Regions from separate parts of the Mus musculus genome. Here region 2 is linked to region 1. Evidence: chromatin contacts called from ENCODE Hi-C or POLR2A ChIA-PET data. All regions are on one chromosome and are shown on one strand. Each heading gives the region's core, a stretch centred on a gene start or an enhancer-like site at or near the end of the contact. The rest is flanking DNA. Distances are from core to core; before and after follow the strand shown.

Region 1 (4,508 bases), core at 705-3,204:
CACTGTAGTCGGGGTAGGTGTGGGGTTATTGCTGAAAGGGTAACAGCTTTGATACAAGGATGGAGGTTCACAGTCAGAGTCCCTAGGGCTCTAGGGCCATGGCGAGGCAATGGGAAATGCGATTGACCTTGTGGGCGCATGCTAACACAAACGAATACACATGCTCAGTGGTACTATGGTGATGTGCACATCACACATTCACTTGCTCGGCAATTTCACTTTCCTGCTATTTAGGATAAGGGTCAAGATGGACCCCGCTTCCTGCCCTAGACAATGCAGTCTATGCTCCCCCAATTTCTAGTTCCTCTGCCAGCTGGGAGTTGACTCCCCTTGAGGTCAGGCCTGGAAGAAGGCCAGGTCTGATAGATTCCTAAGGCTTCACGGCACATTTGCCTCAGGATATTGACTCTTCACTGGGTAGCCGTGGTGATCTCAGAGCTTGGGTATTCCCAGGAACCTCTGAAGATTGTTCCTAGAACATCTGGGACTCCAGCTTCCTAGAGGCAGCATGTGACACAGAGTCACACTCTACACAGATCACTTGGGCTGGGCCTTCAGCAGCATTCTCTCCCCGGCACCCTCATGCCTGCTACAATCCTAGATACCCCACCACCACCACCAAAAGACTCCATCTCCCTCCTTAGATCCTTAGGTACCTACCCATCTTCCCTCTGGGCCCCCATTCTCCCTCAATCCATTACTTCCCTGAGCCCCATTTTTGGTTCTTAGTACTCATGGAATTAGGTTCCTCACACTTATGGAATTAGGCAGGGGACCCTCTACCAGAGCTTAGGTCCCCTCTTCTGATAGGACATTGTCTACAGGTTCCTATAATCACCCATATCTTAGCTCTCCTGAAAGCTGGCCTTGAGGATAAAGATATCTAGGAGCAAATTTGTGGCAATTTCCAGAGATTTAGACCATTGGGTGGTTGGGTACCTATAGGTAGTTGGGTACTTAAGGCAAACCTCCCACAATGATACGGTCCTAGCAACATGCCCTCCCCACAGGCCTGTGTGTGAGCTCCCATCTCAGGGCCCTGCAGTTCTCTGTGCCAGAAAACAACGAAACCTTAGAGGTAGGAAAGATCCTGGACTAACCAAAGTGAGTGGGGAAAAGTGCACTGGGGCTCTTGAGTCTGGTCAACAAGGATATCTCAGCTCGATGAGCCTGGAGTAGATCAGGGGCTGCCTGTGCTATACTGTTCACACTCCCCAGTCCATCCCATTCCAGTGTGGCTCTCCCTGCCCCAACCTTAGCTGCTACCAGCCCTTTAGACTTAACATTTTCTTCTATGTCACCTCATCAAAGCTTCTTGAGACCCCATCTTTTCAAGCATAGGTGAAGACTAGGGGCTTCCTTTCTGAGGTATAGTAGAGATGGTACCCACAACCTATTGTGACTAGCCAGGTCCCTAATATTCTTATCTGACCCTAACATCTAGGCTGTGGCCCGAGCCTGCCTAGCCCTGACCTCGCACCCCTACTTCCTGGACTTCAGAACAAGAAGTTCCCCAAAAGGCAGTAGGGTGCTGAAGCAGCAGCAGATGGGAGTCTTGCATGAAGCAATTGTGAGAATATGGGTGAGATGGAAGAAGAAAGAACAGGACAGTGGTGGGCACAGAGATGGGGCAGAAGAGGGCAAACTGAGCTCTCTCTGAAAGTGTGCTAGGTTCAGGGAAGCGTCCCTGCTGAGCACTTTGGGGTCAGGTGTCACACTTGGTTTCCAGAAGAGAGGTCTTTGAGTACCTGAGTATCTGTTCTTAATCTGAAATCCTAAAACAAGAGACCTGTGCCTGCTCCTAGACCTGTCCTGGCTCTAACCCTTCCTCTGGCTCCCCACCCATTCTGAGTCTGCCAGGGAAGAGAAGAGCCAATCGCTGATGTTCGGGGCCACACCCCCAGCCACCGTGTCCTGGAGGGAATAAATAAACCTGCTTCAAAACTCATGGCCTGAGAATTCACACCCGTCTCAGTCAGCCACCTCCTGGATGAACACGGGCTTCATACCTCCACTCCCACATACACACAGAAGAGGTGCGCCGGCCAGACCGGTGCCACCGGAAGGCTGCCGGCTACCAGCCCGTGGAGGAGCACCGTGGAGGAGCACCTGCCGGGCGGAGCAGAGGCTGAGTCGGACCTGAAGGAGGGAGAACAAGCTGGTCAGCCTAGAGACAAAGGGTTTGCTGTGACCAGTGGAGAGGACCATGCCCAGGAACTGCTGACCCCAAGCTACCAGGTAAGGCAATCCTGAAATCTGTCACCTCTGCAGTCTCGGGGTGAGGCTGCTTCATGGAAGGGGAGGCCTGGTGCCAAGGAGCCAGTCCCGGGAGCAGCACAAGTCAGGGGAGGATAGATCCGAGGCTCTGTTGGACCTCGCCAAGACCACTGCTGCTTCCAGGGACCGGTGACGTCTCACGCAAGAAGGCTGGGGCTCTCGTGATGTCGCAGTAATGTCAGATGATTCACAGACCCAGTGACGGTTCAGCAATCTCTAAGCCGTTTTACTCACTCGCCTACTTGGGGCTGACCAGTGAGGCAGGGAGATGGGTCATCTCTGCTGTAGCTGCTGGGCTCCATGGCTTATAAGGTCCAGGCTTTTGGTAAATATTCTAATGTGGTCAGAATGCCTGTGGCCCCTGAGGTATTGTCTTGGCTAGGAGTGGGGATGGTGGTGGTGATAAGCAAACAGTACTAAGCGGTCAGTGTGCTTCTAGGATTCCTCTCAGAAGTGAGGTAAGCTGTCAAAAAAAAGGAAGGCCTGGATCTTCTACATCTCGCCTCCTTTGATGGGCGGTGGTGTAACTAATACCAGCAGAACGGGGCAGAGGTGTCCTCTGGGCACTGGTTGCAGAGCATTTTTAATCCCTGGCCTCTGGCACTTGTCCTTATCCCTACTAAACAAGCTGTCCCCAGATTCCAGGCTGCAGCTGTTTGAAAGCTTGTTGGGCCCCTATTGAGGCCCTCCCTGTGGAGCTCTTAAGGGCCCAGCTGCCCTTCCGGAGGCCCCAGAATCCTCACCAGGCTGCCAGCAGCTCAGATGTATTCCATACAAATCAGGGGCCCATACCCTGACCAAGTTCAAGCTCCTTCCACCTGAGACAGAGCCATAGGTGGCTCATGAGCCTGTCAGGACCCAGCTTTCAGTTGGCTCATCCGGAAGAACCTAGTTAAGTCACTCCACCTTGGAGCCGTCTTCTCCAAATGGAAGAACTGTTCCGATGATCGTTCTATGGCGTGAGTTCAGCCTTGCAGAGCATAGACAGAAATGGTAGCTGCAGTGTGCCACTCTCATTATTAGCATGGGGAGGGATTGGGCAGCAGGTGTCCAGCCATCAGTGTTGACAACCCTTAGCACATGGCCTCCACTCCTGAAATCTGTCGGGACTGTCCACGCCTGGGGTACTCTTGACCTCGTAATGAATGGAAGAGGATAGTTACAGTTTGGACATGGGTGGAATTTTTGCAGGTACCCACAGGTGGGTGGTGTCCTTCATTGAAATCTTCATTTGGGTTTGATGGTACATAAGAAAAGAGGGGGTGTGACAAGCTGGCTTTTCAGAAAAAGTCCAGTTCACAATGTCCTGCCTCTGCTCCACAGTTGGGAATCATGTCATCAGGCCACCGGGTGTGGCGTGCAGCTATGCCACCCTACCGCCAGAACAGCTCCACAGCCTCAGTGCCCAGGTCCCCTGGCTCAGGGGGCAGCCCCAAGTCCCCCAGTACTCCTGGCTCAGTGAAGGTGGCCTCCCCATTGGAATGCTCCATCTGCTTCTCAGGCTACGACAACATCTTCAAGACACCCAAAGAGCTTTCCTGCTCTCACGTCTTCTGTCTCGAGTGCTTGGCTAGGCTGGCAGCTGCCCAGCCTGCAGGCCGCTCTGGCAGAGAAGCTGTGCCCTGTCCATTCTGCCGACAGCCCACAACCGTGCCTGTCGCTGGGGCTCCTGCCCTGCGCACCAGCCGTCAGCTACAGGCCAAGCTGCCAGCACACCTACAGAGAGAGGAGCCTGTGTGGCTCGAGGGCACCAAACTGTGTTGCCGCCCCTTGCCCACCACTTCTGGCCAAGAGGACGGTGGCTTTGTAAGTGTGGACGTAGGCCTGAGCAAACCAGCTGAGCCCACCCTACCTGTACCTGTCCAAGACCCTGCACCCAACCCAGGCTGGCTGGCTCGCTGCTGGGCGCGCTTTAGGGACTGGCGTCGCGTAGCCCTGGTTTCTGTGCTGTTGCTAGTGCTGTTTTGTGTGATACTCTGGCCTGTGCAGTGTGCACTCAAAACTGGAAATCTGCGTTGCATTAACCGACCACCTGCAGCCACCGCCACCGCCACTGTCACCACCGATGCCCTCTCCTTTGGGGTCTTAGCCAACAACTAGGGTCACCACTTGGGCCAGGCCAGCTATTCCAACAGCTCCGTGGTGACCCAGTGAGGTCAAGAACATAGCAGCTTTTGAAGATAGTTGGTCCCCCAGAACCCCATTTAGGACATGTATGTGTCCCTTACTCT
Region 2 (4,508 bases), core at 509-3,008, 98 kb after region 1:
CAGAAATGGACTAAGTTGCGAGCCACAGGCTTGGGACGGGTGCTATGTTGCCTTTGGAAGCTGTCAAGGACTACCTGCATGGGCTACTATACACGGATCAAGTTGAACTACCTCTAGTGCAGGCCCTGGGAATGTGAACAGACAAAAGCAGCTCATATCCTCACTGACTCTGGGTGGGGCCTCCTGTACGTACACCCAGTGTTGAAACGCATGCTGGATGGCACTGAAAAATAGGCCATGAATAGGAAAGGCTATGACGCTGGTCCTGGTGCTCAGACAGCTGAGGGCTCAGCTTAAGATTGTGGCAGGGCTAGTTCTTGTTTAGATGCAAAATCTACCTAGAGTCCATAGTCCATGTACGGTGCTCAGGACTGGTTCTCTGCCTGGCTAGGGCCCCTTTTCCTGATCCCATTTCCTGAGGGTCACACTTTCCAGTTATTGTGACCTGACTAGGCTCAACTACTCTGGAACTTTGGGACTCCTTCCTAGAATTATTTCCTGGGCCTGACTGGAGGGAGTCAGGGTCTGAGATGTGCCCACAGGGAGGGGATGCCACCCTTGGTCACGCCAGGCCCCATTTCCCTCTTTATTTCTTTGAGGCAGTAAGGTTTCTAAAGGTGACACCCGTCTGTAGAAATCCCTGGGGCCCCAGAGACCAGGAGGGGCTGGTTTCCCAGTTTTCCTAGGATCCTGTGAGAAAGGTATACCTTGGGAGTTTGCACCAGCTGCAGCACCCAAGAATCCAGGAGCCTTGCCCCAACCCTGGTAGAAGCTGCACATATATAGCAGATCCCAGCCCACTGGGGTGGGTGTGGTCCTCCACGAACAGCAGAGTAGGACGTGTTCCTGTCAGACCTGCAGCCCTGGCTCCTCTCAAGTATTGCCATAGACTTGGGAAAAGGGGAGGGGAAAGGTGTGTTTTTCCTCGGCGAGTCATTAAACCCACAGAATGTTTAGCCTTCTGATCTCAGGAGGGTTAGCTGGCTTCTTGCTCTATGGGGATGGGTGCCCGCCTAGATGGCAACATGGCAGCTGTGGGCTCCACAGTGACCCTGGGGGACTGAGGCCCGCACTATGCTATTTACCAGAAGCTTCCACACAGGTGTTCGGCCCGCAAGACCCAGGCTGGGGCGGTGGAGGTTGAGGGCGGGGCCACTGTCCCTTTGGATATATCGCAGACTGGGCTGGCTCTGCCTGCTCAGCACTCACTCAGTGCTGGTCTTGGTTTCACTCTCAGCCTAGACTCTTGAGCGAGCTCCCAGGGAGGAGCCAACTTCCTCATCTTGCTTTGGATTTGAATCCCTCCAAGCAGACCAGGGATCACCCCAAGCTGCTGGAAGCTGTGATGCCCCCATGATCACTCACACTGTGGCACACACAAGCACACAGGGAGAAGCACAAAGCTGTACTCAGACTCCAGGCCCCGAGCCAACCACTCCAGCCGGACACGCCCCTCCGCTCACCGTCCCAGGGATGTAGTGGAAGATCCTGTTAGCCGCGGTGTCCCCATCAGGCCTAGCCTCGGTGCCAAACAAGCCAGCCAGCTTCCTGGCGCTGTCTTCTCTGGGAACAAGGGAAACCGAAGGCTCAAGGCCTGGTCCAGGCAGCAGGTCCAGGGAGACCCTGTTCCCTTGTGGCCAGGCCACACCCCTCACCTGTTTCCCTTGAGCGAGGGCTTTCTGGAAAAGGAGGCCCGTAGCCTCCTGGGGGCCTGAGGGACGCAGTGGCTGTTCCCCATGGATGGCAGCTGCTAGCTTGTGCTGGGCAGGTCCACAGGTCTGGGTTCTTGGTTCCTCTGTTAACGCCTCCCGCTGGTGGGCGTGGCCACAGGACGCCCTGCCCCTACCTGGGGAGGCTCCTCTCTGGGCCCGGATTGGCCCCTTTTGAGGGAAACCTTCCAGTGAGGGCCCAGGTTTCCTAGGCCCAAGGCAATGAGCCTTGGGGTAGAATAGGTATCTCCTGATTGGACCAGGAGCCCCCATCTCAGCACCCTGCATAGACCTGGCCAGAAGGGCCTGCTCTGTATACACCCGCACACTTGTATTCAGACTGGAGGAGCCTAGACGTTGGAGTTCTATGGAGGCAGGGATTCTCCAGTTGCCCCTCCCCTGCCAGGGTGCACACATCCTGTTTCCACACGAGTCCCAGCTGTCTGAGTCACTGGTGACTGTCGGGGGTGTGTTGCTCACTCTCAGCTGCTCAAGAGGTGCAATTTCATATAAAGGGAGAGAGACCTGAACCCTCCCCCAGCTTCTCTTCATTCTGGGCCAACCCTTATCCAGAATGAAGTCAGGGTCCCCAAAGTTTAATCAAATGCAAGAAAGAGGCCACGTGCCTCTCGGGTTCCTAAGGCTATCTTCCTCATTGGCCCCACACTCCCAGATCCCAGGAGCCTCAAGACTAGGATGACAGCCAGTCTCTGTTCCACTTGAATGCAGAAGTGCCATTTTGCAGCCCCAGACGTTAAGGTAGCGTTTGAGTCTGGCTGCACACTTGCCTGTAGACCTTCACTCTGTTGTCCAGAGAGGAGCCAAAGATGTGCTGTAGAGCCACAGCAGAAGGTACAAAGGGGGCCAAAGATGGACATTCAGCCTCAGGCCCATGGAGCCCAAGAAACATGTTTATTGTTCAAGTTGGCTCATATTGCTGTGTAGGATCTAAGTGCATGTTGTGTGCCCAGCTCCATAGAAGACCCAGAAAAGACATCACACTGTGTACACGGGACATAGGAAATAAGGCTGCTTTGTGTCCTTCAGGGATAGTGCCTGGCAGAGACAGATAAGTGCTGTGTGCAAAGCGCTGGCTAGGGGTCTGCATCATCTTCTTAGAAAGCCCTTGCCGCTGCTCCTGTTGCCACAGTTGCTCTGCCCCTTCCTGCTTGCAAGGCCCAGCTGTGTTGCTCATCCTCCTTCAGTGAGTGTCTACCCAGCATTCTCTATTGTCCCACAGAGGGAGACAGGCAAGAGAACACTCCGAAGGGGTCCTTGGTCCCCTCAATGCAGGAGAGCTGACAATCGAGAGTAAATGTGTGAACCTGTAGCTGCAGCACTTCTCATCCATCAGTAAATAGTGAGTCAATAAATACGTGAGTAGACAAACAGCGCACACATAAATGAACGAGGACAAATGAACACCGAGACCAAGACCGAAGGACAGGAAATCTCTGGTGGGCTACGTGATCTGCCCTAACACTTGGTAGAGAAGACAGAGTCGGTAGGGCCACCCCGTAGGGTTTAAGGCATGTGGGGGGCTGCAGGGCCTCTGTGCAGTCTGGCGCGTGTCAGAGGCTGGTAGAGGACACAGACAGCGTGGGTGAGGAAGGTGGTGGGAAGTTGAGCAGCTCCAGCACCGCCACGCCCACACTGCTGCGTCTTGTGAACATGCAGGATGCCGCCACCCACTTGTTGGTCCTCGGGTTGTACTTCTCTATGGAGTTGAGGCTGGAGCTGCCGTCATTGCCCCCCACGGCGTAGAGCCAGCCGTCCATGGCCACCAGGTCATGTGTGCTCCTGGGGAGTTGGATAGGCAAGAGTAAGCCCAAGGGGCAAGCCAAGAGACAGGCCAAATGAGTGGGGCACAGAGGGAGTAACCATAGGGACAGGGCAACGAAAGGAGCCCCCTATGCCCGGGGGGAACCCAAGGACCTGCCGTACTGTTGAGGTGCTGTGTGCACAACCCCTGGGGCTACACTCCTGGAATAAACCAGATGTAGTGGCAGAACCACTCACCACCCGCCCCTGGCCTTATACACCTGCGGATATTCATGGGTGCCACACTCTCCCAGGCACCAGCCTTGGTGCTATATCTCTCCACTGAGTTGAGGCAGCTTGTGCCATCATTGCCCCCTGCGACATACAGGGCACCCTCCAGCACTGCTACTCCTGCTGAGCTGCGCCGGCTCAGCATGGAAGCTACAGGTGTCCATGAATTCACCTGTAGAGACAATAGGACAGGCTGGAGGCAGACCCACCAAGGGCCCCCCAACCCTGCCACCACATAGACTCTACTCTTGGTTGGGTATCTGAGGGTCAGGGGTGGGATATAGAAAGCAGACCCCTTGGGTGGCACAGATGGCCAGAATCTGGGATTATGCCCCATCCCCCCCAGCACTTTAGAGGAGGACATTGTGATGGGGTGCGCTATGCACCTGGGGCTCATACTTCTCCACGGTGGCCAGGTGTGACGAGCTGTCATAACCACCCACGGCGTACAGGTTCCCATCTGTGGGAAGGCAATATACCCACGAAGCTCCTGCAGGGTGTAGGAGTTTTGGGGGTGGGTGGGAAGGGGAGAGGCAGGAAAGCGGGTACCACGGGAAGCCTGTCACCCACCAAGTGTGGCCACACGCACATATCGCCTCCGGGTGCTCATGGCAGCAATGGATGTCCATGTTCCCGTCAGTGGGTCATATCGTTCAGCACTGTGGACACCAGAATGATGCCGACGTTCAGTTACAACAGTTAAGTCATCCTTGCCCAGGCTCTGTCCCCTCACTCCCCCCAAAGCTA

Evidence for each region. A loop is a pair of places that touch in the nucleus more often than their neighbours do. ChIA-PET counts read pairs that join two places held with the same protein, here RNA polymerase II (POLR2A).
Region 2: a map of T-helper 2 cell shows a loop between it and region 1 (2.1-fold over the local background). The contact joins the promoter of Plekhn1 here to the promoter of Rnf223 in region 1. A Hi-C loop is called at or near these places in 6 of 37 maps with a recorded cell type or tissue (T-helper 2 cell, heart and mouse embryonic stem cell). POLR2A ChIA-PET finds 5 or more read pairs at or near these places in 3 of 5 experiments (Patski and embryonic stem cell).

What each region holds. Positions count from the first base shown.
Region 1 is chr4:156,128,561-156,133,068 of GRCm38, forward strand. It overlaps Rnf223 (ring finger 223), which reads left to right and starts at 1,955. Exons shown (of 2, transcript NM_001220499.3): 1 at 1,955-2,238; 2 at 3,601-4,508. The coding sequence starts at 3,610. The coding sequence ends at 4,377.
Region 2 is chr4:156,226,754-156,231,261 of GRCm38, forward strand. It overlaps Plekhn1 (pleckstrin homology domain containing, family N member 1), which reads right to left and starts at 1,759. Exons shown (of 16, transcript NM_001368639.1): 1 at 1,656-1,759; 2 at 1,464-1,563. The coding sequence starts at 1,738. It overlaps Klhl17 (kelch-like 17), which reads right to left. Exons shown (of 12, transcript NM_198305.2): 9 at 4,332-4,420; 10 at 4,148-4,221; 11 at 3,752-3,933; 12 at 2,291-3,509. The coding sequence ends at 3,281. It overlaps Mir7658 (microRNA 7658), which reads right to left and starts at 3,362; the gene lies at 3,306-3,362.